Linked DNA regions of Mus musculus: all the other regions are linked to region 7. The links are chromatin loops, found by intact Hi-C in ENCODE. Cell type or tissue: left cerebral cortex. All regions are shown on one strand. Links, peaks and the distances in the headings refer to the core of each region. The heading gives the core; the rest is flanking DNA. Region 1 overlaps Aig1 (androgen-induced 1). Region 2 overlaps Hivep2 (human immunodeficiency virus type I enhancer binding protein 2). Region 3 overlaps Aig1 (androgen-induced 1). Region 4 overlaps Aig1 (androgen-induced 1). Region 5 overlaps Aig1 (androgen-induced 1). Region 6 overlaps Aig1 (androgen-induced 1). Region 7 has its middle 34 kb from the start of Pex3.

Region 1 (4,576 bases), core at 408-4,407, 98 kb after region 7:
TTTCAAGTCCCATCCATTTGTGAGAACAAGTTTTGCTTGTTATTTTCATTCATCTCCACTTTATATTTCATTGAAGCTTGATGGTGGATCTTAATTCTGGTACAGCTATCTGTTCTTTTAAATTGGTGACTTTATTTTCAATTAGTTTTTTATTTTGGGGCCCCAACACTGCTCAGTGCTACAAGACAAGCACTTTCTCCCTCCAGGTTATTGCTGCTTGAGGAAGCCATTCTGTTATAGTGAGCCTCTGCAGGCCTGGAGCCACTGTACAGGAAGGCGCAGAAACCCTCACTTGCTGCCCACTAGAGGAGCTGTTCTGAGACTTCCAGTGCTCTCCTGGTCTCAGAAGCCCAATGCAGCTCACCACAGGGAAGCCGAGAGGCTGTTAGTAAGTAAAATCTTCTACTTGAAATGTTTCCAGTGCTTAAACTGGATCACCTCCCGCCTGGGTTGTCACTCCAGCAGATTGTGGCCTTTGGGGTTTCTTCTGGAAGTTTAGGAGTTTCTGTTGGCAATTTAAGTAAATCAGGCAGGTGGGAAAAGGGACAATAAAGCTGAAATTCAATCTCAGAGAAATGGATAGCGGGGACATTGTAGACACTTTACGTGGCTACTATTGAGCAAAGTATCTGATATCATATATATATATATATATATATATATATATATATATATATATATATATATATATATATATCATGTGTGTATTCAGTTTCCAAACTTTACTTTCATGTAACACACACATGCATCGCGATTTCTCTCACTAAGCTAATGTAAGCCTATTTTCTGTACTATTCTGACTGTTGCCATGTCTAAAGATTATCAACACTTAGGACCTGTAGACAGGAGGGTGTCTATTTTCTTTAAGGTTTCAGGTACAGATTTTTACTCTGGACAGCGAAGGGAGGGGACTTTGAGAACAAGTATTGAAACAAAAATCAAGACCCCATGACTCTAGCTAGTTTTGAAGTCCCCTGATGGAATTGCAAAAAAGCTGACAATAATGCCCCACAGAAAAACTGAACCAAATAAGGGGCATGAGAGAAGGAAAGCTCCCTGAAAACAAGATGCAGGGATTGGAGCCTGATCGACGGGTGACAACGGCAGACCTACATTGGGAGAAGTGAGCTCCATGGAATATGGAGCAAGGGAAAGCTTCAGAGATGAGGGGCACTTACTGTGATTGACAGAGTGGCTGCAGGTGGATAGTATTGTGGCTGGAGAACTAAGGAAAGAGGAGGGGGGGAGGAGGGGGAGGAGGAAGAAGAGGAAGAAGAGGAGGAGGAGGCCAGAGCGTCAGCAGGGCCAGGTAATGAAGAGTAGCCTAAAGGGTGTAAGGAATTTTGGACTCAATCCATAGAGGCAAAGAGATGTCTATACACTCAGATCATTTTTTTAAAAAACCGTCTGTGGACAGACAGGGGGATGGCAGGGGGTGGGAGCTTCATGCTATAGCTCAGGCGACACTTCTGGAGCTCGGATCATAGTTTGAACCCCGGAGGCAGAGTGAAGTGTGAAGCTTCTGAAGATGCCTCGGAAGCACAAGTCTGAGCAACTGGTGGCCTGTTGTTGACACCGGAAAGATGACTTCAGGATGTCTGGTGTGTTTCTGGTATGAGTAATGGATGGCTGATGATGTTGGGGCTGGGGGAGGGGGTGCAAGTTGGTGCATGGGATAGGGAATTTAGGTATGGCCAGAGGCGGTTTTGTAATTGCTAAATGAGTAGATATAACATATGCTTAGGAGAGTTTCTGAACTGATGATCACAGAAGAGACGGGATGACTCAGGGAGAGTGAAGGAGCTGGCACTGGGCACTGAAGAACTCCAATATGGGGTTTTGTGTAGATGGAAAAAGACCACAAAGAAACTAAGAGAGATTGCCATGATCCTCGGACATGGGAGATATTCGTGGGAAGACTGACAAGAGTCCTGAAGTTACAGGAAGACGGTGTTTTGAAAAGTAGGGATAATGCAACAATAGAGATCCTACAAAGCATGTGCAACTTCAATGAACAAAAGTCACTGGTGATGTCTTGTGACATCTGTACAGGTTTTGCTAATGAACAGTTAAGCCACACTGAGGTGGGCTAATAATAGTAACAATATGTACTCTGGGCATATGCAAAGCTGAACATTAATATTATCATAGTGATCCAACAGTCTTTTGAGGGTGATGGGTACTATTAATCATCTAGTCTACAGATAAGAAGAATGAGACAGAGAGGGGTCACATGACTATCCCAAGTCATACATTAGGAACATGACTCAGGCTCAGCCAGTCAGAGTCAGGAGTTCATTCTCCAAACAGTACAGTGTCCTGACTGTTTTTTTTTTTCCTTTTAAAGATTTATTTATTTATTTTATGCATAAGTACACTTTTGCTCTCTTCAGACACACCAGAAGAGGGCATCAGATCCCATTATGGATGGTTGTGAGCCACCATGTGGTTGCTGGGAATTGAACTCAGGACCTCTGGAACAACAGTTCGTGCTCTTAACCGCTGAGCCATCTCTCCAGGCCCTGTGTCCTGACTTTTAAACATGAATGTGAGAATGGATACAATATGGTGTAGGGAAGTCGTGAGAGCAGCTCAGCTGTGACACACTGGGCAGCAGGTAGGTGCCCAGGGACTGTTCGTACAAGAGCAGTGTTTGTAAGGCAGAGTCAAGAAATGGGTTCAGATATTGACTGGAAGCGTCTAGAAGGGAGACTAAAGTCATCAAGGAATGAGGTCATCAGTGGAAGGTTACAGAGTAGTTTGGGTGGAGGGGGTATGTGCTGAGCACAGGTTTGGAGACTCCCTGCCGGGGAGGAGAAAATGGGCACTAAAAAAAATGTTTGCAGAGGTGGCCAGTTAGATCCCTTCCTTGTCCTGAAATAAAAGGTGAAAGGCATAAGGGGAATGAGGGAGAGGGGTAGACAGAGATGCAGGTTGCATCAAAGAGACGGCAGCATCCACTCAGTCAGTGATTCCGAAAGCCAAGGGGAAAGCAACCTTAGTGACAGGATGGTTGGAGGGAGCTGAGAGGCTGAGGAAGGCTCACAGGGAAAGTTATCTGTGAGCAGGCAAGGTCAACAGCGCCTCTAATTCTTAGCTCTCCAGGGACACGGAGAGCAACTGAGAACCAGCCCTTTTGGGTGGGAGAGGATGGAACTGAACAATCAGTACTGGGGATTGGCATGGACAGTATGCTCAGGCCTTCTTAGTTCACGTGCAGAGCTAAGGAACTCATGTGACCCGCACACTGGTGAACACTGTGAGGGACCCGGGGCAAATCACCGTCAGGTGGGAAATTCTCAGTTGTCCACACAGGCTTCTTGTTAGAATCCAAGAAAACAATGCTTTTTCGGCAAAGCACTTGTGAAAAAAAATGAGCAGATTGGGATAATGGGAAAGCAATGACATTCTCGGCTCCCAAGGGAGAGCTGAGCTCTGGAAATAACTTAATACGTGAACCATAGGAACGTTTCAGAAAAAAAAAAAAATGCTTTCAACATTCTCAATAGAGAATTCAGAGAGACAATCACCATGAAAGAGGAGCAAGGCCCATGAGAACAGGACATAGAATGAAAATAAAAACGCTGTTTGGGAAAGAGAAAGAGACTCTGCAGACATGCAGGATTCTTTTTATTTTTCCTGCTTAGAGAGATGAAAGACTTTCATGAGGGACTCTTCTTATGAGTTCATTAGTCTCCACAACTCTGAGAGGCAGATGTTTGTTCCCATTTTAGAGGAGGCAAAAACCAAAGTTCCCGTGACCTCTGACTATGGCAGTACATACTCGGTTGCTTGCTCTTGGAAAATTCTTGTCTCAAAGTTTCACTTGTCATTGGGCCATGGAGATACCTCAGTGCCAGACTTCCCTCTGGTAAAGCAGTTTCCTCTGCAGCTTATCTATTTCAGGACAGAAACGGAAGGACAGTGGCCTGTCCCACGGCTGCCCCTCCCTTACTTGCTGTATCCCTCCCGGCTCAGCTGTGAGGCATACAGAAGGTCCTGAGACCACATTCCAGCCTCAGCATCAACAGTCACCAAGGATTCTCCAGTGCTTGCCTTTATGAGTATGGAGAGGTACCTCCTTCTCAGGAGGCTCCACAGAACTCATAGTCAAGTAGCAAGGGCACTCACTGCCCCTTACCAGTCTAGGCTGGGAGAGCTGGGGAGAGGGCCTTGGAGGAGAGTGAGCTGCTTTGACGGTGGGAAGGGAGTCCTTAGCTACCTCTTCACTAGCCAAGGTATCACACTTTTGGCTTGAACCCTGGACTCTACTACCGGAAAATCTGAAAAACGTAACAAAACAGTCCCCCCAAACCCAAAAGTACTATAAAAGACATAAAAGTCAACAGGAGAGGCCACTATGGGGGGAATAAAAGGCTCAGGTCGAGCAGGAGGAAATGAAACCTTCTAATGATGACAGTAAAGGTTGACTCAGCTGGTGAGGAGGCATTCTATTGAGTGGGACTTTAATATGATCTAGATTTCCACCTTCATTCTAATTTTTTCTCATGTCTAAGAAGATTATTTTTTACAGTACATCTTTTTGTCAAAAATCTTCAGTGTGTCTGAAGATAAT
Region 2 (4,576 bases), core at 290-4,289, 380 kb after region 7:
TCTGGTCGGGGGATCGGGAAGAAACATGTGTGTTTGGGCAGTGCACCGCGAGGAGCTGGGTCTGCGCCTTTATGTCTGTTCCCTGAAGTGGGTGGAACGTTGGCCCGTTCCGGGAATGTTCCATGACGTGGTGCAGCCACAGGAAGGGGGTTAACGAGGGGCTCTCTGCCGCGGCGGCTCTGCTGGCTGCTATCAAAGCAGATGTGCTGCTGCCGCCGCACCTCTCACCTCCCTTCACCCCCAACCCCCTCCTTTCCATTCTGTGCGTCTGGTGCTGGTAGGGCTAAGACAGGAAAACATAGCGTCTATGTATGTGTGTGTGTGTGTGTGTGTGTGTGTGTGTGTGGTGAGGGTGATGTGTCTGTCGTATTTGGTGGGGGAACGACTCCAGATCAGCCTTGCCATCCCAGCTGTTATCACAGATCGGTGCGCTTTATACGCATGTGCCTCCCGCGTCCTGTCCCTCTTACATAACATATCCAGTGCAGCAGAGGACAGGAGAAAATGCGACCCCAACCCTCCACGCTCAGTCTCTGTGGAGGCTAGAAGGTCGGAGAGGGTCTCTGGATGTTGTGCTGCAGGGATGCGGCTCCCAGTGGGGAAGAGACCGAGGGGAAGCAGGGTCTCTTGTAGTGGTTCCTCAGTCGCCTACTTGAAAGCATCTAAGTGCAAAGGACTGCAGGAACTAGTCCTCTGAATGCGAAAGCTTTTGACTTGCGTCGCCAAGGGAAAGTGGGCGCTCTCACCTCGGAGACGCAGAGAAGAGAAAGGGTCTGTAATACAGTCGCCTGGAGGAGACCCGCAGAAACGTGCTTGGGCTGAGAACAGAGGGCAGAGGGGTTAGCATAGAGGCGACCAGAGGAATCTCTTGATAATAGGTTACACTGGAAACCCCAGGACACCTGTAATGGCTTAGAATTCACACAGGAAGCTGTGTGTGCAACTGACATTGCAAAACCCTTATGCTCTGCACAGTTATTTAGGCCTAAAATGAACACAGAGAGGCTTGCTTCCGGTCCTTTCATTATAATAGAAAAATTGAACTGATTTTTTTCGTTCTTCCTTTTCTGCCATTTTAAAAATAACTCTATTTAAAAACTATATTGGTACTTTCTTCCACTTCCAAAGCAAGACTTCAATAACTCACAGGAGGGCTGTTTTTGTTTCTTCTTCTTCTTCTTCTTCTTCTTCTTCTTCTTCTTCTTCTTCTTCTTCTTCTTCTTCTTGTCAATGCAGAGTCCTTTTCGAGGGCTATTTTTTTCTCTTCAGCAGTTTCTTTTGCCTGAATAATCAAACCCAGAAATTACTTGAAGTATTAATAAGATTCATACTAATTACATTTTCAGTACCCCCCCCCCCAGAAAAAGGCCATGGAACTTTAGACCCATTTCCTTTAGTGATAATGATTCTATTTGTCCTTGAGCAAACCAAGTTGTTTTAGATATATTCACATATCGTTACATACATAAATGTGTTAGGATCTGTGAATGCCTGGTTGCTTATATGTCTTATAGGCATGCCAAGATACAATGTTACAAGTTACCTAAGACGGTTGTATAATGGGCTTGCTGGGTTTGAGTTTTAGGATGCGGGTCCAGCAGTTTTATTAAAACTGGAACGCTGTGCATGTGAATAAGGTAGAACTCATTTTTTATTGCTAAGAGAAAATTCTGGTGGAGCCCTAACGAGTCGTGATATCAGGTTACAACTGCATTCTTATTCCAAGCAGTCAGGGAGTCTGCAATATCCACAGACGGACAGTGTGCTTCGAGTGTCATAATCTCTTTGACCACTAGGCTTGAAGTGGGCAGTATAGTTCTCATGTGCAGAAAAATAAAACATTATGATTACAGTATATATAATTAAAATAAATGTTATGATAAAATAAATAGTACAGGGCCGACTCTTTTGAAAATTATCTAATATAGTTTTTTTTGCTTTGAGAATAGGAGGGGCATAACACAATTGACATCTGTAATGTGTTTCAGTGATTGTATTTTATTAGATTAATTATTAGTACCAACTAATATTTATGTATTTAAAGTTGCTTAAAATTAAGTAGATTAAAGTTGATTTGGGACAGTTAAGGAGGATGGTAGTCAATATTAATGATAGTACAGATTTAGGATATGTACTGTTATATACTATAAATATAAGACAGATTATATTTTAACTGGTTAGATGGGGGGTTGGCAAAATAGTATTGACATAGATAAAACATTTCTGTAATAAATGCCATAAGAAGAATTTATTTCTGGTAACATGTCACATAAGGAAATGGTCCTGTTTGGCTACATTGGAAGGTTACCTAGCAGAATCTCTTGATTGATCAGCTCCCTTTCCATGGGATGCATTTACAGATCTTCTTGTTACTATGAAACAAAACAGAAGACAACATATACGCAGGCGTGCCTTGGAGAGTAATAGCGCATGTGTCAGCTTGAACTGTTGGCACTGTGACATTATTCAGAAGTCAGGTTGAGTGCCCTATGCTTATTCCGGTAAAATGATGAATTTTATTTTATACTTCGGCAGTGTGTTGTGTCTCTGTGTGTGTGTATGTCTTTGTGTGTGTGTGCGCGCGCTAAGGACTTCATTTCAGCCACAACAACAAATAATAAGTTTGCTATTTGTGTTTCTTTTCAGCTCTTGACTTGGTACCTGTAGCTAGCAGAGTTTACTTTGAAAACTTCAACATAGGAAAGACTGGTAGAAAATATTTGGCATGGTGAAAGTGTGGCGCAGTATTAGATGTGAAGTATTTGTAACCTGGCGTGGTGACTGTTCTAATACTGGGAATGTGGCTCACAGCAGTTGGATATGTGCTGTGGGTCGAAAGGCTTGCTCCTCTCCTGTTAGCTATCATACAGTTTTCACACATTACTTCACACCAATGCAGGGAGAACTTTTTGTTACTTTAGTCCTTTATATCAGACCTGCAGGTGGAGAAGTGGCTCTCTTGTATACCTCTACTTGAACATTTCAGAATTAGACTTCTCATTTACGAAGTTGCATGTGAATTCACTGTGGGTCTGTGGTTTGACTAAGCCTTGGTATGTTGGTGTTGTGACTTTTAGAGTGGCATCAGAGAGAGGAGCCAAGGGAGTTTGCTAACTCTGCTTCCTGGAGTTCGGGTTTCATCTGGAACCTCAAACTGTGCAGGTTAAGTGGGTGTGTTTTAGTCACTGAAGGTCTTCACTAATGCTGATGCTTTCGTGAGGGTTTTTCTTTGAAACTGTGGGTGAACATAGAGTATTAAAAAAAACAATAGGGAGGGGCTGGAGAGATGGTTCAGTTGTTAAGAGCACTGACTGCTCTTCCAGAGGTCCTGAGTTCAGTTCCCAGCAACCACATGGTGGCTCACAACCATCTGTGATGGGATCTGATGTACTCTCCTGGTGTGTCTAGAGAGCAACAGAGTACTCATATGGATAAAATAAATAAGTCTTTTTTTAAAAAAGAAAAAAACGATAGGAAGGCTTTTATGATAACAAAGTTGTATGTGCTTGAAGGAAATGTCTGAGAAATGGTGTTACTTTCTTACTGGTTCCTGGTGTCACAACAGAGCGGTGCTGCCTTTGTGTTGTTATGGTAAAACTTAAACAGTTTGAAAAATCAGTATTTGGTAAAGGTGTTAGACAGCTTTTAGGTCGTTTGGAAAACTATTTTAGCATTAAATTGTTGTGACCTAATCTAAAGCTTCACAAAGGGGATGTGTTTCTTGTCCCCATTCAAATTTGACTTCTCTGTGATGATCCAGTAACGTGGGCCTTGGTTGGCTATGTGTTTGAACTGAACCAGAGCTGATTGAGTTTCTGTCACCTTGGTCTGGAAGCAAGAGTCAAGTAAAGAAAAGAGGATGGGAAAGTTTTGAAAGAACAATGTAATTGTCATGAGGTTGGGAGATGTCCCTGTGTTCTGGGGCTGAAATCAAGCCAACGGGGGTGGAGGGCTGATAGCAAGAGAGAAGCGATAACAAGATAAGGCCAGACCTTGAGGGTCAGGCCTCCTCCTAGGCAGGTTGTGACCGCATGAATGATTATCCAACCAGGCAGAAATGAGGCCCGCTCCTAGCAAATTAGGCTGTTTGATGGCCATGTTATTGGCCAGGCTAGAAGATGGTTGTTGGAAAGTGAATGTCCTGGGGCTGGATGAAGATGGATAACAGACATCTCCTTTGTAGTGTTTGTTTATCAGTCAATCGGTTCTGACCCTATGGAAGTTTCTAATGGCACTGGATGCGCTGACTTCAGCTTGTACTACTATTTGTAGTCATACGGAGTTTATATTTCAAAAATATTTATTTGGGGACTCTAATAAGCTGGATTAGCCTGTATTATTGATCCAATTGATAAATAACTACAAATTCAGAGCTTTTTAAATCAGGGTCTTTGTGTTAAGTAACCAATTAATCTTTGGAGCCATGTATGAACTATGTGTTTCTCAACAACTAGTGAAGAATGAAGCTTTACAGTTCTCCAGATAATTTATTTACATGACTGCAAATGTCAGCATTTGATTTTCTATGATTTGGGGTCAGAGTAACATAATGTTGAAGGAAAAGAACTGGAAACAA
Region 3 (4,576 bases), core at 346-4,345, 250 kb after region 7:
TGAAGATGCCTACATCCTATAGCTGGGTAGGGAAGAGATAGGCAGGGTTTTAGTTCCTAGGCTTGGGGTCTGAGGCAGGACAATGAAAGAGAAACAGGTGGAGAGAGTAGAAGATGCTATGAGTTAGGTGAGTCATGAAAGCATGCCCATGAGGGCTGACCAATTAGAGTTAAGAGTGGCCCAAAGGAACATGACAAGTTATAACTTGTGATTATTGTAAATATAGCAGATACTAATCGTTTATAAGGTTCGGCCCAGCTCTAGTGCTATTAAGGCTTATTATAATTATGTTCTGTGTCCTTTACCTGGGAACTGAATGATCTAAGGTGGGGTAGAAACCTCCAATTGAGATTAAATATTTACTACAACACTAAATACAACACAAAGACAGCTGCATGCATGTATTATGACACTTGAAGAGAACATATACAAAGCCTAATTACAGAGCTCACCGTATAAATGGAAACTAGATATGTTTGTTAATTAATTAATTTACAGTTTTAGATAATTGAGAGGATTGTCAGAGATGGGGTGGGGTGGGGACTGCTGCAAAGCATTGCCTTCCATACATGACAGAGCTATTGCACTCCTGCTAGACACCTTCACAAGATCATACCAGTCAAAATTCCAGCATAAATGGGGGAGGGGCTCATACAGCCATACCCTCAGCTAAAGCAATTGAAGACTGCTGGGATAGGGCGGATCAGTTTCCTTCTGGGATGTGACCCCTGGTATTTTAACCAGCTCCAGTGGATGGCCACACATCCACGCACACAACAGCAGAAGTGACTGAATGGCTGTGGTGGCTTGAATGAGAAGAGCCTCATAGGCTTATACATTTGAATGCCTGGTCTGAAACTGGTAGAACTTTTTGGGAAAGATTAGGAGGTGTGGCCTTGTTGGAGGTATATCTCTGGAGATGAGCTTTGAGGTTTCAAAAGCTCATACCATTCCTAGTGAGTTCTCTCTGTGTCCCTCTCTCTGTCTCTCTCTGTCTCTGTCTCTCTCTATATATATATCTTTGTCCTTATCTCTGTCTATCTCTCTGTCTCTCTCTCTATCTGTCTCTCTGTCTTTCTTTGTCTCTGTCTGTCTCTGTCTCTCTCTATCTGTCTCCCTCTGTATCTGTCTCTCTGTCTGTCTCTGTCTGCCTGTCTCTGTATCTTTCTCTCTGTGTATTTCTCTCTGCCCCCCCCCTTTCTGCTTGTGGATCAGATATAAGCTCTAAGATACTACTTCAGTGAACAAACTCATTGAAACTATAAGCAAGCCTGGTGGAGTGCTTTCTTTTTTTATAAGTTATCTTCATCATGGTACTTAGTCATAGCACTACAAAAGTAACTAAGACAGTGAGGTATAAAAAGTTGGGAGACAGATGAGGAGGAGTTGGAAGGAGCATGAGGGCACATATAATCAAAATATCTAAATGCAATTCTCAGAGATAAGATTTTAAAGTATGCTACCTTAAAAGACCTGCCATCAGTCTGCCAAAACAGGGAATTTGAATAAATGATTCAAAATGAAAAGAAAACAAAAACAAAACAAAAAACAAAAAAAAGGACTCCACTACTTTCATTTTCATTCTTCTTAAGACATTCTTTTCCCTCCCCATTCTCTCTCTCTCTCTCTCTCTCTCTCTCTCTCTCTCTCTCACACACACACACACACACACACACACACATCCCTACATAGACTCAACAGGAAAATTTTTAATTATCTAAGTGGGGTAGGTATTATTTCACAGTTCACATTTGAGGTCTGTTTCTACTCACTGATGAGGTTTAGAAAATGCCAGGGGGGGGGGGGCAGATGAATGAGCCAAATGCAGGGAGACTGTCCTGTGTGTTCTAATCACTTGGACTTAGGCATTTGTCTGCCACAGGAGTGAGAGCTGGCGACAAAGAATTCAATTAATTAAACAGAAAAATCCACCCTGATTTGGAACAAATTTCTATTTTAGATGCTGAATTAAATGGCTAACTTAGGTTATTAGTACTTATGAAATCAAATCTTTCCACAGTACTGTAGAGGTGCTATGACCACTGTATACTACAGTTACCCGTTTTACTGTTCCCAAATCAATTACAAATGGAATCATTCACAACGGCCACACTTTCCTTGGGCCAGAGCATGGTGGGTGAGAACCAGGAAATAGAACAAACCAATAATTTGTCAATTTCCTGAACTAGGGTCAAAGTTGTGGATGTTGAGTGCAACCGGGCAGCATACCAAGACATAGCTAAACAAAACTTTAGAAGGGGCAGGAATATGATCCCTGGGTCCAATCTTACCTACTTTACACCAAAGGTAGATTAAGAAGTCTTCTGACTTCTTCAAGTGGAAATAATTTGCTAATGACCTATTTTTAAGCGATACAATTCTCCTTACCTTATAGAACTTGGCAAATACTTGAGCGAGGGGAAAAGGCATTCCCACATTGGCAGTGGGAAGTCTGTAGAAGTTTTGTATATGGTCCCTCACTTGAGCACAGAATAAGGCGATGAAAGTTCCTAGAAACATCTGTTTCCAGCTGTGAGCTCAGCCTCATAGCACACATGTTGTTAGCAGCGTAGGCTTTGGGGAGCTCCCTCAAACCCTGCTATTACTAGTCAACCAAAGCAGTAGTCATGCTCCAGTTTTACTCAGAATTTAAACTGGTTTCAGTTTCCATGACTTCCAGTCTATTGTTGCTGTATAAATAGCCAGAGCGGGCGCTTCGAAGATTGCCACAAGTGGAAATGAAGCAGAAGTGTGCAAAGCATCAGGTTCTGATCACCAGAGATGAGTCAGAGAACAACTCTATGCTTAGGGAATTTCTCAAGTCATATCGTAAGACTAAAGATGTCTGGATCTCTGTCAGCTCCCTGTCAGCCCTCACAGAGTGTGGGCGAGGCATTGATGACCACACCAGGGAGTGCTATTCTCTGTGACTGTTGGTCAACATCCAGTGTCCTGTGTGACCAATACCAGGGAGGATTCAAATGAGAGCTGCAATGAGATAGCATTTTCTCATCAAAATAGAGATACAAATAATTCTAACTCAGCCAGAAAGCTCATTGTGGGAATGCAACTCAGACAAACACTGTGAATAACAACAGAGATGTAATAGTGTAGAGATTGCCGTGCTCTCTTGATCTGGTGACTCAGTTTCCTAACAGCAGCGGTTCTCAACTTGTGGGTTGACACCCCACTGGGAATCAAATGACCCCTTCATGGAGGTCGCCTAGAACCACCGAAAAACACAGATATTTACACTATGACTCACGACAATAGCAAAGTTACAGTTATGAAGCAACACGACACACAATTTTATGATTGGGGGCTCACCCACCGTATTAAAGAGACACAGCATAGAAAGGCCGAGAAGCACTGCCCTAAAGAAACCTCGGTATGTGAGAAAGTCAGCGTCAGCTCGCACTGCTTTACCAGAGTTGAAGCAATGACATGTTGTTGTTGTTGTTTTTAAATAGTGGACTGAATAAACTATGCTCGACTTATGCAAGAAAACTCTCACCTCATAACAAAAAGGTTTCAATCTTTGCAACAAAAAAATAGTGAACTAAAAACAGAGGCAGGAAATGGCATATTTTGACACTATTAAAATAAATCATGAAACAAATATAAGGACATGGTACGGGCACGTGCAGTGAGCAGGAAGAAACACCCAGAGATCAATAACACTGAATTCAGACTGGAGGGCTGGCTTGGCCTTGAGACAATTTGCTGCCTGTCTACTCCTGAGGATCTGACGCCCTCTCTGGTCTCTGGGAGCACACACATGTGGTGTACACTCGAACAGGCACACACAAATAAAACTACATAAACAGCACTAAACTCAAGTACTTCTGGAAAAGAAGAGGCCATAAGAGGAACATAGGCGCTCCAGTTGTGTTGATAATATTTAACTTTCATAACTGATCACTGAGTAGGTTGAAACTCTATTATTTTCTCTATTGTGTTTCAGTTCATCTTTTTTCGTATCCTATGCTACTATTTCAATCCTTTCCCTGTAACTCAGCCCCTCTAATTTTAAGGGCCGGGTAATCAGTGCAGGGTTGGGTGAGCTCAAAAAACCTAGTGGTGCACTATGTGCAAAAATCCGACAGCATCATTTTTTTTTCTACAGGAAAAGAAAATAGAAATTTGGCTTGGTGCCAATGAAGCGTAAGTATCTGGAACTCACTCGTGTGTTTTATGTAACCCACAGAATAAGGAAATTCACCCGGGAGACAGGCGCAAGGAAGAAGGCCTAATTTAGATTTCCATCATACTTTCCATGCAGGAATTCGCTACTATTCTTCATGTAAAAGCTCTAGGATACAGTCAATGGTACACTTGGTGCCTTCAATTGATGAACTAACATAAAATATTTGGATTTTCATGTAAATATATGAGTCAGTCTTTTTCAGATACAGATGTGAAGGCTCTTATAACTATTAGTTACATAGATGAAGCATACCTTACTTACTCATATGAGAAATTCTCAGTCACAGTGAGAAAAATCTGAGCGTCACCATGGCACAGTGGGTAGTGACACCGTACGTGACGTCATCTGATGGGTCAATGTCAAAATGCA
Region 4 (4,576 bases), core at 258-4,257, 200 kb after region 7:
ATAAGAAACCCTGTCTCCAAGGAGGTGGATGGTATTCCAGAGAATGTCACCTGAGGGTGTCCTTTGGTCTACACACACACACACACACACACACACACACACACTTGGCAGCTGTGCGAGCTGCTATACCTCTGTAGCCTAGGAAGCTTGTGCCTCACTCTTTCTGGAAACACTCGCCTTCATGGCTTTGCATAGATAGACCTTCCTCCCAAGACACTCCTCAGTCCCTGCAAAGGCTCCTTCCGAGTTTCTCTTCACCACCTCCTCTTCCACCCACCCCTAGTGTAGGCGCTAGCCAAGGCTCCATCCTTAGCCCTTTCTCCCTCTTCAAATCTTGCCTGTATTCTTCAGATCTTCTCCTTCAATCCTAGAGAAAGGTGTCTTGGGAAAAAATGGTCCAAACCATCTTTCACTTACCCAGAAATCTCCCCACACCCGCCTTCAGCTGGTAGGATGAATCTGCACCTTTCTAGTCAGGACACAGGGTATAAATGTCTTCCCTGGGTGACTGCAGTGCCTTCTTTCTCCGCAGGTCAGCTTCGGGAGGATCATACTTCAGTGCTGTTTCTAACACCACACATGCAGTTCCTCTCTCTCTCTCTCTCTCTCTCTCTCTCTCTCTCTCTCTCTCTCTCTCTGTCTGTCCAGCAGACACACATCCAAATATCTTGCTCATGTAAGACCTTCACTAGCCTCTCGTTTCTTGGGAGAAACCCCTAGACAACTTTTTGGTGCACTGGGCTCTTACAGATCAGAGCCTCTGCTTATTTTCTAACCATATTTCTATGACCCCCCCCCCACCACCTTTCTCTCTTCTTTCAGTTATACCCAACATAAATAGAAATTGCTCTTCAAATCATCTTATCACTAAAGATTCCCAACATCATTCCTCCCTCTTTGGAGCATTCCCTTATAATTTTCCTTAAAAGGAAACAAATCAGCACCCAGAACAGTCTCAGGCATAAGGGTGTTATCTGTTGAGGAAACCCCTTTATAAATGGTCTGGTCTCTTACTATGAGTCCTCCTTATTCTTTGATGATGAGAGAATGAGGTTTCTCTGATGAAACCTTTGGTGGTTTGACTAGGTCTGACCCCTATAGACTCATGTGTTTGAATGCTTGACCTATCGTGAGCGGCACAAGTGATGCGAGCCTGCTGGAGGAAGAATGTTACTATGGAGGAGTGCTTTCCAGTCATCTATGCTCAAGCTATGCCCAGCGTAGCACACAGTCTCCTTCTGCTGCCTTTAGACCAAGATGTAGAACTCTCAGCACCATGTCTGCCTGGATGCTACCATGCTTCCCACAATGATGATAATGGACTAAACCTCTGAAACTGTAAGCCAGCCCAAATTAAATGTTTGCCTTTATAATATTTGACATGGTCATGGTGTCTTGTCACAGCAATACAATCCAAACTAAGAAATACCCACTTCCTACTAACCCTGCAATGGTACAGCTCACAGAAAAGCTTCCCCCCTTTCAGCATGAGTAGGAGAAACAAATTTGTTTGTGTGTCTCTCTGCTCTGTGGTATCCTGAGTGTGTCATGGAAGCTTTCCGGTGCTGCTCATTGGAAGCCCCTGGGACTGTCCATGCAGAGGTAGAGTACTTGATTCATAGCAGGTCCTCGCTCATCAAATGTATCTGATAAGTGTTGTCATAACTCCTTGTAAATCGGCATGAACTTTAATATTCTTCCAATACGAATCTGATTTGGGTTGGAAACCCAAAGATGGAAAAATCACAGTCATCATCACCACGTGACTGCACTTCCCTTCTCCCAACCACGGAGGAGCTTCACAGGGGAAAGGGGTCTTTCTGCCTTGTCTGCTTGCGTGAATGCCAAGGACCATCGGGCAGATGACATCTCGCCCATCAAGATTCAGAGTGGGAAGAAATGAGACACGGTTCTCGAGGATTGACTCTTGCAAATAAGCACACGAGGTATCTGCACAGCCTCCCACTCCTCCTCACATCACAGCTCTTTCCCCTCCACTGCCAGTGTTCATGTTGAAAACTTCTAGGGATTCCAACGACTGATTTATTTCTTTGATATTCTTCACGTCTACCACATTTCAACTGTTCAGTCTAGTGTTAAGCACTGCCAGCGCCCAAATAATTCACCTTCAGACAGAATAGAAGGAATGTATAAGCTAGCCTTGAAAATTAATTACCACTTATGTAGCAAAAGTTTTGTGGGGAAACTATTTTGAGTTACAAGTGCTAGCTCATAAAAAAAAAAAAAAATCTGAGGCTTGCCTAACACACATTGCTAGGGGAATGGGAAAGCTGCACCTTTCTATTGTCGTTAAGTTTAAAAACGAATGTGATCTAAAGCAGACCATTTCCTTCCGTCTCCCTCCTCTCTTCTCCTGTCCCCCTTCTCTCCCTTCCTCTGTCCTCATTCTCACCTCTCTTGCCTTCCCTCTCCTCCCACCCATGCTTTCCCAAGCACACTGCTCTCAGGAATCTCCCCCAGTCTAAGCTGCATTGGCGGGAGAACCTCCAAAAATGTGTTAAGACTATGACTCACGTCACTGTAATTCTGCTTATAGGATTTATGGAAAAGCAGTGGGATCCAAGAAAATAAAATAAAAGTTTAAAAATCCCTCTGACAAGTTAAAAAAAAAAACCTTTCTAGGGGAAATAGAGTTATATAAAAGATTTATATTTTGTTTCATGTAGCGCTGAGGAAACCCATATCCCCTGTTAACTGCAGTCTCTAATTAGTTACAGACCATTGAACTCCATAAATATTTTCAAGGATTAATAGCAATTGACACATAGAGTATACTTTTAATCTTTAATAAGTGGTAATATTAATTCATTTTTCCTACAATCTAGAGAGGGTGCCAGTATATTAGTCCCATAGAAATCAAGGCAAAGAAGCCATATTTTGTTAACCAGCCTCCTAGAGTTGAGTGTGGCTGGGTGTTCCATCACAGCTATTGGTCTCTTTGCCACCACTACCATTCAGTTAGCTCCAGCTGTGTCCAAGGTGTCTTACCTCTATGGTTCTTTCAATAAGTCTCTTTCCTTGAACCTCAAGGATGTTACAGAGGCAAATAAATTCAATGGTCCTCAACCGTGCTTCAAAAGCCATGTGCAGGAGGGAACGTTTTAAAAATCCAGGTGGTGTGCTCCTCTCCCCCAGTCTGAATCCATCAGATCTTATGAGGGTGATGCCTGAGCCAGCCAGGGTTGACCACTGTGATGGTTTGTATATTCTTGGACCAGGGAGTGGCACCATCTGAAGGTGTGGCCTTGTTGGAATAGGTGTGACCTGGTTGGAATGGGTGTGTCACTGTCGGTGCGGGTATAAGATCCTCACCCTAGTTGCCTGGGCGTCAGTCTTCCACTAGCTGCCTTTGGATGAAGACATAGAACTCTCAGCTCCTCCTGTGCCATGCCTGCCTGGATACTGCCATGCCCCCACCTTGATGATAATGGACTGAACCTCTGAACCTGTAAGCCAGCCCCAATTAAATGTTGTTTTTTATAAGACTTGCCTTGGTCATGGTGTCTGTTCACAGCAGTAAAACCCTAACTAAGACAACCACCATGAATTCAATAGTGATGAGTTCTAAAAGAGAAAGTGCCATGTAAATTGCTAAAGGCAGATCTGGCTTCTAAGGGGAATGAGTTTTCTGTAAGGATTGTATTTCCTTTAATCATCTACATTGGTATAAAGTCAACTGAAGAAAATAGAAAATGTCTAACAGATACAGTCGTACCCCACATATGGTTAACGCTCCGGCACTTCTGAGAGATGCAGGAAACCTCAGCCTTAAAAGCAGATGATAAAGTGTCATTGTGTTAGAATAGGGTTCATAAAATCTTTACTTGGGACTTTGGTAAGGAGGCCCCTCTTCAACTGGGACCTGTGCAAGGATGTGGAAAGAAGTCTTTCAATAAGATAATGACCTACAGGGACTCTGGAGATGGGTACATTGGTAAGTGCTGGGTTTGTAGGCAGGCAGATCTCTGTTCTCTAGAACTCCTAAGAAGGGGGAGGGGAAGAGAGGAGATGGTGGAGGAAGAGGAGACAGAAGAGGAGGAGAAAGAGAAGGAGAGGGAGGGGGAAGGGGGAGGGGGAGAGGGAGAGGGAAAAAGAAGAAAGGCAGGCCATCATGGAGGTGAATATATGTAATCCTACTGCTGTATAAGAAGAGATAGGTGTGTTCCTGGGGCTTGCCACCCAAGCAGCCTAGCCTTGAGACCTTGTCTCAAAAATCAAGGTGAACAGCTCCTAAGGAGCAAGTCCTCTACACACACACACTCATGTATGTAGTTCACACAACACACACACACACACAAGTCCTCTACACACTCACACTCATGTATGTAGTTCACACAACACACACACACACAAGTCCTCTACACACACACTCATGTATGTAGTTCACACAACACACACACACACAAGTCCTCTACACACACACACTCATGTATGTAGTTCACACAACACACACACACACAAGTCCTCTACACACACACACTCATGTATGTAGTTCACACAACACACACACACACAAGTCCTCTACACACTCACACTCATGTATGTAGTTCACACA
Region 5 (4,576 bases), core at 235-4,234, 260 kb after region 7:
GTCACCATATTTGGACACTACACACAGGACTTTGTCAGAGAGTCCCGAAGCACACAGGACAAAATATTTACTCTTTCAAATCTCAACTAAGTACCCTGAAAATGCACCTTTGTGCTATTTTTTTCCATTAACCACGTGTTATTTATCTACATGCTGAGCTACTGTTTGTTAAAACTTAATTCCCATGCAGTTCTCTGCATCTGAAGAGCCAATGAACATTCTCTGGAGATGAGCTGGCAAACTGACTGAAGGGCTGCCAGGGCTATTTCTGGAGGTGATCGTCACTCTCAGGATTATCCTCTACGCGCCGTTTCTCTAGGGATGCCAGAACACACTTCAGGAGAACTCACTTGACCCCGAAGGTGCTCCTCTTACCACTTCTTGAAAACACCTGTCATACAGAACTCATCAAATGGCATGATAACACCTGCTGCTGTTCGTTTCATTTTTCACATTGTGAGAGCTTTGTGGGCTGAGACAAAAGTCCTTCATCTTTGCATCCACAGAGCCTGCCACGGTCCCTACTTATAAAAACACCATAGGATGATACAAATATGTCCCTTGCCTTCGCTGAGTTGACAGTGAGGCCGATGTATATAACACATTACAGTATGGTACATAGTAATGGAGGTAGTGGATGAGAACATGTTTCCCCTACAACATGTCCTATCTAAGCTGAGACTTGACAAATGACATGAGGAGAGTGAGAAATAAGGCTCAGCCTACTCTGGGAAAAGCAAAACAAGGAGCGGGGGGGGGGGGCAGAGTAAAGCAAGGGACAGGAATGGGAAGGAAGAGGCAGAGTAAAGCAAGGGACAGGAATGGGAAGGAAGCCATGTCCAGAGATGAGCCTGGAAACACCAGGAGGTGATACTGTGTCATCACGAGTTTATAAAGCCATAGCAAAGGTCTTTGTGCTAAAGGAAGAACTGGCCTATTGGTGAGCTAGACAGAGGAGCAGCCCACTGTAGAAACCCTACTGATCCTGGCCTAGAGGGTCCAAATATTGAAGACAGACGGGCCAGTTAGGAAGTAGTTCAAGCAAGCCAGGTACAGGGTTATGTGGGAAGAGAGAAAAGGTGACTGATACACAGAAGAGGAGGCAGGCTACAGAGATGTTAAGGATACTGAGGGAAAGCCTAAAGCAGTATGCTGACCATGGACATGGTTAGCAAGTGGACAAAGAAAACCCATGGCTAATCCTGATGGTCAGCCTGATTGGATTAGAAGGGATTAGATTATGGAAGCACACTTTAAGGATTAAAGTAGGCTTAGGAAGACCTGCCCTACGTGTGGGCAGCAGACGATGTAAAGGACAAAGGGCAGAAAAGCCCATGCCCACACTCCCCACTCCCTGCCCTCTCTCCTGACTCACTCCAATTGGCAAACTGCTGCAATGCTCTCTCCATCACGAGGACCTGAAACCTCTAACATCCTGAGCGAGCTAAATCATCAGTACCTTGAAGTTACTTCTCTCTGGTATTTGTCACAGACGCAGACAGGCGAGGAATACACAGGCCCGGTGGAAAAGGTGCCAATCGCCAAACATAAACAGCTCACTGGAGTTTCCTTATGATGTGTGTGTTCCCTTTTGAGTCTTCAGGGCCCTGAAATGAAGGGACGGACTCACTTGGATGCTTAGATAGTTCCAGACCAGACACCAAAATCCACAGAATGCTGACAATCAAGAAAGCCACATGAAACAGGAAATGTGAAGTGGACATCTGCATAAAGGGCATGAGGAGAGCCCTAAAAACAGCCAGAAGAAAACTTGTGGAACAGAAATACCAGGAGAGGAGAGATGCCAAGGTAGGCAGGGGACCTTCAGAGGACAGTTTAACAGCCACAAATGAAAAAAAGGGGGGCATTTTTTCCACTGGCTCTGGTAAGTAGAAGGGCTATACGCCTTGATATTGAGTGCAGGTTTAATAGGCCTTCAAGGCTAGGAGCCAGTGTGGGATGGGAATTGGAGCTGAGAGACTAAAGTCAGTGAGGAAAAACTTTATTCCTAAAGCATGATGGGAAATAAAAGATAGCAACTAGAGGCAACTCCAGAATATTTTACCCCTTAAAGAGTATATTTTCCAGTCATTTGAGTAGGACTCATTGCCTCCTGAAGGGATTTTCTTTATTTAAGTCAGCTCTACTGACTAGGAAATCAAAGATGTAGGAAGGATGTAAAAGACATGATCCATTTGTTTAGGAACGGTCATTTGCTCAGTATCAATGAACATGGATCAGATACTTAAAGCACGCACTGGTTTCTTCATTCAGCTAACTGTATGTGATACCTCGAGACACTCAGTGCACTTCTCGATATAGTAAGCTACACTCTGCCCACACACATCTGCTCCTTGTAAGGACATCCAAGGTTCCATCTGGACAAGACATTCAGCAACACCTCAAACAACAGAAAGGAGCTCACACCTCCTCCTCAAGGTGAAGGACACTTCCTGTCTTCAAGTTTCAAAATAGTTTCTCTGTTAATGGGCTGCTAAGGATGCCAGCAAAAAAGCAACATTTTGATTGCTAGTAAAGAGAAAGGACCCAAGGAGGAAAGTGGCTGCTGGAAAATGAGCAAGACCTCCACAAAGAAAAATCACAGAGTTTATGCATGCAAGGTTAGAGACCACCCACAGAGATGGAGGAATAGCCTACATTGCTGGGAAGAACAATGTTGGAAAATGTCCATTTTCCCTAAGTTATAGTTTAAGGTTTCTTTGTTATACCAATTAATAGCTTAAAGTCTTTATTTAAAATTTGGCAAGCTTATTCTAACATTAAATGGAAATGAAACAGGCCACAATAATGAAGATAATTGTAAATGAATTATTTGTAACATAAATATAAACAGCAAATTAATTGGCCGCTGTATTTCTTGACTTTAGGTTAATCCCTAATAAGACACAGATAAAGCAATATTTGTTTTAAACTGCACCTTAATAGCGAGCAGCTAAATGATCTACCTTTAGCCTGCTTGATAATCTGTCTCCCAGTTCCATCCCATGATACTTGCATGTTATTAATCTGGCTCTTTGGGCTTCAGATGTGTTTCCATGATCTCTCTCTCTCTCTCCCCCTCCCCCTCCCCCTCCCCCTCCCCCTCCCCCCCCTCTCTCTCTGGACCCCTTCCTCATGGCTCCAAATCCTCCATCTTCTGGCTGATCTGAATCTCCCTCTCTCCCTTTCCCTTTCCCTTTCCTCTGGTTGGCGGATGCCCCACTCTATTCTCTATTCTACACAGCCACTGGGTGATCAGCTATTGAAAAGGTGGAAGATAAATGCTAAGAGTTATTTAAACCAACCTGAGACAAGAAATTCTTGGTATAAGCACCGCAATGCTGTGTCCAGATTGAAACAAGATATGAGGGCAGAGAAATCTGCATTAGAATGGCACAGGGCAATCTTTACACAGTGTGCAAAAACATTATGCCTACAGATAATCTTTAAGAACAAAGTTGGAGGACTAACATGATGGAACGTCAAGCCTGAATTTACGGACATAGTTACTATAAAGTGTGGCATTTGTGCAAGGATAGGGAAATAGACGAGGGGATCAGAAGTCAGACGTTGATTCATAGTAAAGCTACTAGGGAACAATGGAGGCTCATGGGAGCATGGGAGAAAGCAATGACCCCAGACCCCCGTCACACCATACACAAAAACACTGCTTGAGGGACAGATATAAATGTAAGATGACAAAACTTCTGGAAGTCAGCATAGAGAAATTCCCTCATGGTCTTACATAAGATAAATACTACATTAAAGACCAAAAAAAAAAAAAAAAAAAAATTCCCCACAGCAATGAAGTAGATTGATAAATTTGGCTTCAACAAAGTAAAAAATTCAGCTGATCCAAAAAGAGCATAAATAGGGCCAGCGAGGGGGCTTGGTTGGCACAGCACCTCCTTTGCAACCATGGGGAACCGAGCTCCATCTCCAGAGAGTCTATAAGACAAGCCTGCTCTTGTCATTCACATTTGTAACCCCAGTACTTTGAGGCAGAGACAGGAGGACGACCTCCAGAGAGCCTAAGCTAATCAGCAAGCCCCAGGGCAAAGAGAGACTCTGCCTCACAAACAACATGGTGGCACCTGGGGAATGACCGGGAGGTTAACCTCAGCCTACACATCCATGAGTACACATGTGCACACATATGCCTACATGGGCACACATATGTGCACGTGCATGCACGCATGCATACGCGTACACACACACACACACACAAAGACAGCACACATATAGAGTGTAAGTCACAGATGTGGAGAAGTAGACTACTCTATGTATCTGAAAAGGGTTCCTACCCTTTATTTAAAAGTAGTTTTTCACAATCCAGAAACTAAAAGTGAGACAACTTAACTTTCTTTTAATGGACAAAAAGTTCAACAGGCATTTCACAGCACAGGCTACTCAAGTGGCCATGAAACAAATAAAAATGTGAAACAATTTAAGTAGTCAGAAAAAAAATCAAGTTAAAACTATAATAAAGTATTACTGAAAGCCCATCAGAATAGCCTGCATATTTTTAGGTAAATTAAAAAAAAAAATACCTATGCCACAAAATGTTACAGAAAAT
Region 6 (4,576 bases), core at 219-4,218, 88 kb after region 7:
TACATAGTCCATCCCATAGTTGTGGCTAAGAGATGAAATCATTAATTTACAACGAGAGAGAGGTGATTCCACAATGCATTGATGTTAGGTAATAAGGACCATGAGAAAACCCAGGTGTTGAGAATCTGGGCAGAATGAATACATACGCGGACTTAGCAGGGACTGAGCACCTTCATTCTTTAATGTTGTCTTTTTGGTTTTCCATGTTGCTACATTGACTTCTCCCTGGCAGAGACTTACAAGCTTGTCTACTATAAGAGGCAGCCTTGATGACAAAGCTGTACTTCTCATGCAGATCCATTTGTCTCTATAGCAATAATAGGAGATGACTGGAGGTCATTAACATACAAGATCAAAGGGACACCAGGCCTCCTTATCGGATCACTGGTTGAAAAGGAAAGCTGAGCAGATAATCCTGCTTCTCCTTGGTGTGGCACCTGGAAAGCAGGCCTGACTGCTGGCATTATCAATATTCCATTTCTTTTTCATTAAGCAGTAGCACAGTGAGTATTCAGATCTGATCTATGCTAGAAATGTGCCGACAAGAAAAAGAAAGAAAGAAAGAAAGAAAGAAAGAAAGAAAGAAGGCTGCTACCATGGAAACCTCCCTGATTGGCCTTTGTGTGAGCTCGATGCTTCCTAGATGCTAGCAAGCTTCATACAACACAGGACCAGTCAAAGTTGGCCCTGCAGCTTCTTCCCAAGAGCCCTGATGATTAAGGTTAATGAACACCTTAAACGTGGTGATCTGAAGGAACAATATTTCTGTGTTTGCTCATCATTGGATCAGCCTTAAGATATGCTTTGAGTTCAAAGTGAGAGCCAATTCAAGGCCACATCCCAATATTTGTCTCATGAAAACAAACTACACCATTGCTTTAAGGAATCACACATTGAGAAATAAGCTATTGAAAGTGAACTGAGAAAGAGACTATTGCCTGCTTTCATTCAACAGATCAAGTTCACTTAGTTATCTGTGCATCAGCTACTTCTATACAGTGACACCCTGAAGGGAACTTCCATTCAAAGACTTAGTGCACAGTGTTATAAACCTAATTTTATTTTCTGTGTGTGGCTATTTCATTTACTCAAGTCTAGGTAACAACTCTATGGGTTCAATATGTACTTAAAAACTTTGATTTTCTATAAGTGTGCACAGTAAAAAATCTTAACTGAGTTAACCGGTCTTTGAAGGTGATGGGGGCAGACCAATTACTAGTAAATAGTAGACACCATTTTTATTCTTTCTAATGTCTGTTAGGAGACTATTTCTTCTATTATTTCCCATGTGTGTGTGTGTGAGTTACAATGTGAGTGAATACACTGGATATCTGTCCTCATATCCTACCTTTTGAGACAGGGTGTCTTGTTTGCTGCAGAGTACACCAATCTAGCTGGCCTGTGAGCTGTTGGCAATGCTTCTGTCTCCACCTCCCAGCTCCCCACAAGGCTGCTGAAATTACAGAAGCGTGCATGTCTACATCTGTCCTCCTGTGGCTTCTGGGGATTCAGACTTCTGCTTGCAGGGCAAGGACTCTACCCAGGGACCCATCTCCACAGTCCTCTTGAGGCTATTTCTAGTGATCGGTTAGATGGGAAATCCTGGCTCCTACTGTGCATCTCTCCATCAGTGTGGCTCTGCAAACAGCCTATTTCAGTTGTGTTTAGAAATTATCACTGAGTGTGGAGTACACAGTGTGGACAAAGAAAGAAAATGAGAGAGCTGATAATTTAATCATTTCTAAAGACTCATTCGCGACATTTTCTAGAAAGACAAATATGTTTTGACAAACATCACTTACGCTAGTTCTCACTTATTTTTTTTTTTAAGACACATTCTTCTCTGAGGAAATGCAACCGCCAGCACGTAGAAAAGGCAGCCACCATCTGCTCAGCCCTTTTTCTTTCTCAGCATTCAAGGTTTCAAAGGAGTATTGTTATTGTTGCTCCTTTTTTTTTTTTTTTTTTTTTTCTTGAGACAAGCTCATTCTCTGGCGTTGATGTGATAATCTTCCTGCTTCAGCCTCTAAGTGCTTGGATTAAAGGTGTGTACTGTGATGCCTATCCGGACTGATGTTTTTGACAGTGTACACTATCCCTTTGTTCAAATATTACTTCAACTTAGCAAGCTCCTTCCAGACACTGGGCATTGCCCCAAGCCACATGGCACATGTGGGGAATGCCATAGCTTTTGCCCATGAGATCACAGCCTAGTGGTGGTGTAGTGTGGTGTGTAGGTAGATCAAAGCCGTGTTACTGCACATGTTGTGAGAGTACCTGAAATTGGGAACCACAGGTGAGTCATATGTCAGAGAAATGTTCTTGGAGTACGAAATCTACTATGTGAGATTCCAAAATAGACTTAGAGTGGTGGTAAGGCCTAGAAGGAAATAGTTCAGGCAGAGGGATGGACATAACATGTCTCAAAGGTGAGTTCATGAAATTTCAAGTAGTTGAACAGAGCTGATATGTATAGCTCTGAAGACAAGGCAGAGGGAGCCTCTAAGTTCAGCCAGCGCTTTCTGTGTTATGACATCACTGCTTCTCCACCAGTGTGCTCTCTCTCTCTCTCTCTCTCTCAACTCGTGTGTTTGATATTTTCAAAGCTCCATCATTATTCAAAAAATTTTTCATAAGAAAGTTGGTCATCAATTGAAGAATGCATCAGCAAAATATGGTATTTTTGGCAGTGGTGAGAGTTGAGCATTATGTATACTAACTACTCAAGCATAAGAACTCTATTTCCACCAGAACTCACATTTAAAACAATAAAGTCTGCCCTGGTAACACCAGCTGGGAGGTAGAGACAGGAAGATTCCTGGAGCTTGCTGGCTGCCCAGCCTAGACTACTTGGTCAGCTCCTTGTATGTTGTGATGGCTTGTATATGCTTGGCCCAGGGAGTGGCACTATTAGGACGTGTGGCCTCATTGGAGTAGGTGTGTGCCTGTGGGTGTGGGCTTAATGCCGCCATGTTCCCGACTTGTTGATAATGACTGAAGTTGTAAGCCAGCCCCAGTTAATTGCTGTCCTTTATAAGACGTTTATTATTTGTGGTGTCTGATCACAGCAGCAAAACCCTAAGTAAAACACTTGTGGCCATCCTAGTTTTTGAGGCAGTACAGGATGAAAACCACGTGCTGAAGAGGCGAGGAAGGAAGCTCACAAGTCTGTCCTGGGCCTAGAAAGATGGCTCAGCAGGTGAAGGGCCTGCTTTTCAGGTCTGATGCTCTCAGTCCAGTATCTGGAACACATGGAAAGGTTGACAGAAAGAGCAACCTTCTTAAAGCCATCCTTTCTTTTCCATTTGTATGGCAAGTCCTGGGTGCACTGCTCACCCCTGTATATCATCAAGTGCATCATGAATATAAAAAAGACTTTTAAAAAAGCAAGATAAATGATTCCTGAGGAACAATTGCTTAGGTTCTCTTCTGGTACACACACACACACACACACACACACACACACACACACTTGCACCCAAATGCACACACTCACAGGAATATACATGTACTCACACATACACATATGTACTCGGAATGTGGTAGGTCTGTATATGAATTGCCACCCAGCTCTGAAAAGTAGGCAATTGCTCATTCAATCTGTAATGCACTAAATGGAAGAAGCTGGTCATTCATTGGAGGGAGCAAACTGTATGTGTTCTATCTGTGTGAGATGTCCAGAACAGTCTAACACATGTAGAGTAAAAACAGACTAGTTACTGCCAGTGGCTAGAGGGGTACAGAATAAGGAGTTGAAGCCTAAAGCATAAAAGGAGTCTTCTGGGGATAGTACAAATATCTGGGGGCTAGAGTAACGATAGGCCTACAGGCTCATGGACTGATTGCACAATGTTAAAGGAGGATTTGTGGCATGCAAACTATTTCTCTGGAAAACAAACGCAGCAAGGAAGAGTTATAGCTAAAACAAGTTTGATCATATGTTGGTAATTGTTACAAACAGATGATGGAGAGAAACTACTCCATTCCTCCCCACTAAGTCACGCCACGCCTTCCTTCTCACATGTACATCATGTCACATCATAAAGAAAGGCTTAGCCACACGACTGCAAGTCTCTTACTTGACTGTCATCAAACCTTAGCATTTGTTTATGTTGTCCATTCATCCATCTCTGCATTTATCAAAGTCCCTAAGCTAGAAAAGAGGTTCTCAACTTGTATGTTGAGACCCATTTGGGGGTCACATATCCTATATCTTGCATATCAGATATTTACCTTATGATTCATACCAGTAGCAAAATCACAGTTATGAAGTAGCAATGAAATAAGCTTATGGTTGGGGGTCACCACAACATGAGGGACAGCATTAGAGGGTTGCAGCATTTGGAAGGTTGAGAACCACTGTGCTAGATGGTCATGCCACAGCAGCAAACAGAGGAAGCATAGTCCTTACAATCAGAACATCACTGTTTGGAAGGATGGGAGACACTTATGGGACAATTCCAATAAGCTACTGGGAATAGGAAGCCCAGACCTAAGACAGAATTTTCTTGGAGGAAGGGATGTTTAGGGTGATAGTTAAGTAGGTCATGGAATGGGGCCAGAAGCTGAGTGACAG
Region 7 (4,576 bases), core at 166-4,165:
CATAAGTGAAATATATTAAAATTATTTTTGCATGATTATTTTTATTTTTCTACTGATTTTGGTTGTTCACAAATTCTGTTTTTCCACCTTTATTGAAAATAGATTATTTTCTCATAAAACATCCTGATTATAGTTTCTCTCCCTCTCCTCCTCCTTTTTTTCCCACCTGCTGGAGGCCAGCTCCAGAGTTCTGATAAGAAAGGTTTACCTATCTTTAAGTTACTCTGAGGCCAGAATGTGCAGTCTCTGGAATCACTGATACTCTTTGTATAACAGCAGAGAATTATGTAACGAGGTTCTTTTGTCCTTTTCTCTGCAGGAATGCCTTGCATAGGATCCTCAGACTGAGAGTTTTTTAAACTCCTTGTCAGCCTCTGAAAGTCTCTCAGGAAAGTTTTTTTAGGAAGAGAAAAAAAGGGAGACACTTTAAAAAAGGATTCTAATCTTCATTTCCAAGGAAAAGTAAAGTTGAAAAACCTATTAGACTATATGTTCTCTTAATTTCTAAGTTACTCTATTCTGCTCTTCCTCCTCCTCCCTCTCCTAGTCTTGCTCTTTTCTTCTGCCCTAATTTAATCGTAGTTTGTACCTTTTCTAGAAGAATAGATCATATGGTCTTTCCAAGCACCCCCCCCTTTTTTTAAACAAATGTCCACTAAAAGTTCAAACATAAATTTAAATCATAAATTGAATAAGAAATTTACAACAGGGAGGTTTGCATGTATTTCCATCAAGAATAGGTGTCTAAGTAGATAATTATTTTCTGTCACTAGCTCTATAGGTTCCTTGAAAATTGAAAACTATAATTCTCGTGACTAAGTTAGCATTGAAGTTTTTGAACATTTGTATAGATAAACCCAGTCAACATTTAATCTTCTGTCCTTGCACCTACAATAAATCATTAGTTCCCTATTATGGCCTTTGGTGAATTGTTTGGTGAACACTAAGCTAAAAGCTCTAATATATGTGCAGAAGACCTAATATATATGCAGAAGACCTAATATATATGCAGAAGACCTAATATATATATGCAGAAGACCTGGTGATGCACACCTATTTAGGTCCTGTGCTTGATAATTTGGTCTGTGCTATCTCATGAGTTCTTTAAGTATTAAGGCTCAAAATCCCTTGCCTGTGGTATATATTACAAATATTTTTCCTCATGTGTCAATTGTCTTTTGATTTTTGTACATGGTCTTTTCAATTTTATGGAACTCTAGTTTTCAGTCTTTCATATTTTTTTCTAGATGTTTTGGGCTCTCCATATCAAGATTAAAGAGTAATTCACCCTTATTTTCTTCTGGTAGTTATAAGCACTAAATGGTTATTAGGTCTAGACTTTTATCCACTTGGAGTTTATTCTTGTATTTGGTTAAGATGCAGATTTCATTTATTTTTTCCACTGGCCACATTGTTTCCCCCATTTTGGCTTGGAAATTTAATATACAATTCTGTCATACACACACTAACCTTCCATATGTACTTGTGCCTCCTTGAAGAAGCTTGTTTCGTCCCATGGCTCTCTACTTGTTTCATCACATGGACAATACCGGATGTTTTAAGTGCAGAAACCTAACTAACAATAGTTTTAGATCTGGTTGAATACATTTCTAGTCATATGCATTCTGTTATTTTTTAAATTAAAATATATTATTGCAATTTATGTGTATGGTTGTTTGGCCAGCATATGTTGTATGTCTGTGCACCACATGTATGTTTGGTATCTATGGAGGCCAAAAGAGTTCCTCCAGTCCCCTAGAGCTGGACTTACAAGCAGTTTGAGCCATCATATGGATACCAGATATGAAATAAAGGACCCCTAGAAGAGAAGCCAGTGCTCCTAACTGCTGTGCCATCTCCCCAGTCTCATTTTTTAAAAAATAGATTTATCACCTATTATTTTGTTTGTTTTTCCCTACAGTGGTGCTCTGAACGAGCATCTGCCCTATTGTCTCAGGAATTCGACCACTTAGTGCCCATTGGTGCTGTTTGGGCATGTATAGGAGGAGTGGTTTTGTTGGAGGCAGTAAGTCACTGCTGGCAAGCATTGAGAGTTTAAAGATTCCCACCATTTCCAGTTGCTCCTACTCATCTGAGGATGTGAGCTTTCTGTAACAGCCGCCACCCCTGCTGGTGCTATGCCTCCTAGCCACAGTGAACCCTTGTTTCCTGGAACTGTAAGTCCAAATAGATTTTCCCCTCTGTAAATGTCTTCTGTTTGTGGTGTTTCATCACAGCAACAGAAAATTAACTAATATCAATAACAACTTGTTATTCAAAGTTCGTGTAATTCAATTATGTGATGCTATGTATAGGAGAAGCAGTTGTGCCTCTCAATGGCATTTTTTTGTCATTCCAATTTGCATTAATAGTGAGTAGTTCAACTAATGGGAAACAAGGAAAAGTTTAAGGAGCAATCATCAGGAACTAAGATACAGTGAGGGAAATCTCAGAGACAGGAGGCAAACTCCAGATATATTCTATATCCTGAAGCCAGGGTTGGTTGAAGCATTGAGATTAGATGAACAGAAGTCATGGACACGCTTAGAAGGGACAAGAGAGGCAGGACCTAGAATTATGATATTTGAGGGCTAGCATGCTTAACACAGGAGTGTACATATTCTCCCTTCAGGTGAGGCATATTATCTTATACATTTGGAAGAAAATGTTCCCAATCCTTGTTCAAACTGCTAACAACATGGCCTTAAAGCGTTTAAATATGGGACCAGAGAGATAGCTCGGGACTTAAGAGGTCTGCCTGCTTTTTCTGGAGATTCGAAGAGCAATTCCCAGTACACGCAGTGTGGCTCAGTGTGACCTTTAACTGTGGTTCCAGGGGATTAGATAACACTCTCCTCCATTCTTTGGACACTGGGCACACATGCGGCACACAGGCATATGTGCAGGCAAAACTCCTATATACCTAAAATAAAACCTTAAAGAGCATAAGTATGTTTATGCCTTACATAGTTCTGAAGTAAGGTTTTATTTTATTCCCGAGGAATCTAAGTTGCTTCTTGCAGAGTTTAACATCTTGAAACTAAAAGTTTCACATACATTTTAAACAGCCCCTTTCCCTTCAACTGCCCACACATTTACCAAAATAAACAAGGGCACCCAGCAGGCTTCTCTCTGATTTGCATAGCAGGGAGAGTGATGCAAATCCTCACATTTGGGTTATTTCAGCCCTTGGGGAGATGATGAAGGGTTCCTTCCCTCAAATACTCTTCAGCGCAATGTCCTTGCCAGAGAGCTTGCTAAAGCTCTGTGGCTGTAAGTGGAGACAGTGGAGGAATTAAAAATTCAGATTTTAAAACACTCTAGTTCTGAGTGTTAAGTGAGGACTTCTGGCTTGGCCATCAGCTGTGGCTTTTGCCTCACCCCCACCCAACTCCTGGCCTGTGGGGCTCCACCAATCCCCTCCTCCCGTCCAACACTGTGTTTTCCCACCTCTCCTCCCCATACAAGCAAAGCAGGCTCAGATGCTCCTCTCCAGCCTATCATATATAAAATCAGAGGAGTTACACTAACACGCTGTGTTAGCATTGAATTCAGCATAGTGTATGGCCATGAACAGGTATATGAAACCCCTCCTTCTACTGTGACGTAAACTATTCATTTTCTTGACCTTATGCACCATCTCATCTTGCTCTGAGCTCAAAGCAGCTAGGTCCCAGGTCAGGTTGTGTGCATGGTTGGGTTCACCACGATTGATAGTGGCAAGTTAATTGTAGAAAGAAGTGGGGGAAAGGGGAACAGATTCCTGTCTGCAGAGCTTTGGGTCTTAGCTGGCAAGTGTGATTAGCCCTTGCTTCAGCGAATGATCATAGACAGCCCCTAGGAGCTGCATATACGCGTGGTTTCAGAGTGATTAGTAACTCAGGATTATTCTCGCTTCTGTCCCGCCCTGAACTCATGGTGAATCTAGGTGGTTTTTGATTTACCCAGCAACTAGGACAGTGAACATTGCGTAGTAGATGCCCTAAGAATCATTTGGTTCTATTGATGCTCACCCGTTCAAAGTCTCAAAGACTGACCCCCGAATAATTATTTTCAAACTTTCTTAGAACAAGGCTATTTTCTTAAAAAAATTTCCCAACATGCATGCAATATGAGCACTGACTTGTCTGACCCTGAGTTAGGGTTCTGTGATCTCTCTGATTTTGTTTCTTCTCGTGTCTCTGCCTATGTTTAGGAATCCTCATAGCAGAACTTGGCTCTATAGATCTGTTCAAAGACAGCCTGTCCCTGAAAATCAGGCTTACTCTGTGAGGCACGCCAGCAAATTCTTATGTCATGATCCCAAATCTCTCGGTCCCCAACTGTAAACATCAGTCCCATTTCCTTTAAGGATCCTTCCCCAACCACAAGAGGAGACATCTAAATGGAGCCACATACACATGACCAATAAAAGCACACTTAACCTACAAAACCACTGGGGGCATGTTGATAAAACTTGAGGCAAGCCATTGTCGGAATATCTCACATATAAAAGATTAAAGTCAGCACAGGTGTGTGAAAAGTCATCCACTTTTAATGGAATGGTAATTAACAAGCATTGTTAGAGGTTCAGTTA

What was found. Peaks named below come from ENCODE experiments on the same cell type or tissue, not always from the same donor. Only the 100,000 strongest peaks of a DNase experiment are listed, where the experiment ranks them.
Region 1: a loop joins it to region 7, with 2.1 times the contacts of the local background. A loop is called at or near these places in 3 of 42 quality-filtered maps.
Region 2: a loop joins it to region 7, with 3 times the contacts of the local background. A loop is called at or near these places in 3 of 42 quality-filtered maps.
Region 3: it touches region 7 in a loop (2.4-fold over the local background); 3 of 42 quality-filtered maps call a loop at or near these places.
Region 4: a loop joins it to region 7, with 5 times the contacts of the local background. A loop is called at or near these places in 3 of 42 quality-filtered maps.
Region 5: a loop joins it to region 7, with 2.6 times the contacts of the local background. A loop is called at or near these places in 3 of 42 quality-filtered maps.
Region 6: it touches region 7 in a loop (2.5-fold over the local background); 4 of 42 quality-filtered maps call a loop at or near these places.

What each region holds. Positions count from the first base shown.
Region 1 is chr10:13,682,427-13,687,002 of GRCm38, forward strand. The region is part of intron 4 of Aig1 (androgen-induced 1); the gene reads right to left. Among named protein-coding and RNA genes, the nearest start is that of Pex3, 130 kb to the left of the region's middle. In left cerebral cortex, for the core only: a CTCF peak has its summit at 2,394 (motif pointing right); DNase peaks (open chromatin) are centred at 1,605 and 3,869; H3K27ac peaks cover 1,077 bases.
Region 2 is chr10:13,967,441-13,972,016 of GRCm38, forward strand. All of the region lies in intron 1 of Hivep2 (human immunodeficiency virus type I enhancer binding protein 2), which reads left to right. Among named protein-coding and RNA genes, the nearest start is that of Hivep2, 3.4 kb to the left of the region's middle. In left cerebral cortex, for the core only: a CTCF peak has its summit at 1,792; DNase peaks (open chromatin) are centred at 401 and 1,752; H3K4me3 peaks cover 2,453 bases; H3K27ac peaks cover 1,419 bases.
Region 3 is chr10:13,830,074-13,834,649 of GRCm38, forward strand. The region is part of intron 1 of Aig1 (androgen-induced 1); the gene reads right to left. Among named protein-coding and RNA genes, the nearest start is that of Aig1, 37 kb to the right of the region's middle. In left cerebral cortex, for the core only: no CTCF peak of the experiment used is centred there; DNase peaks (open chromatin) are centred at 2,752 and 4,171; H3K27ac peaks cover 137 bases.
Region 4 is chr10:13,780,459-13,785,034 of GRCm38, forward strand. All of the region lies in intron 3 of Aig1 (androgen-induced 1), which reads right to left. Among named protein-coding and RNA genes, the nearest start is that of Aig1, 86 kb to the right of the region's middle. In left cerebral cortex, for the core only: no CTCF peak of the experiment used is centred there; DNase peaks (open chromatin) are centred at 279, 2,047 and 2,476; H3K27ac peaks cover 510 bases.
Region 5 is chr10:13,842,722-13,847,297 of GRCm38, forward strand. All of the region lies in intron 1 of Aig1 (androgen-induced 1), which reads right to left. Among named protein-coding and RNA genes, the nearest start is that of Aig1, 24 kb to the right of the region's middle. In left cerebral cortex, for the core only: no CTCF peak of the experiment used is centred there; DNase peaks (open chromatin) are centred at 279, 1,983 and 2,362; H3K27ac peaks cover 381 bases.
Region 6 is chr10:13,673,051-13,677,626 of GRCm38, forward strand. All of the region lies in intron 4 of Aig1 (androgen-induced 1), which reads right to left. Among named protein-coding and RNA genes, the nearest start is that of Pex3, 120 kb to the left of the region's middle. In left cerebral cortex, for the core only: a CTCF peak has its summit at 2,205; DNase peaks (open chromatin) are centred at 1,829 and 2,178; H3K27ac peaks cover 294 bases.
Region 7 is chr10:13,584,943-13,589,518 of GRCm38, forward strand. No RefSeq gene overlaps it. Among named protein-coding and RNA genes, the nearest start is that of Pex3, 34 kb to the left of the region's middle. In left cerebral cortex, for the core only: a CTCF peak has its summit at 2,158; DNase peaks (open chromatin) are centred at 2,096 and 3,147; H3K27ac peaks cover 2,114 bases.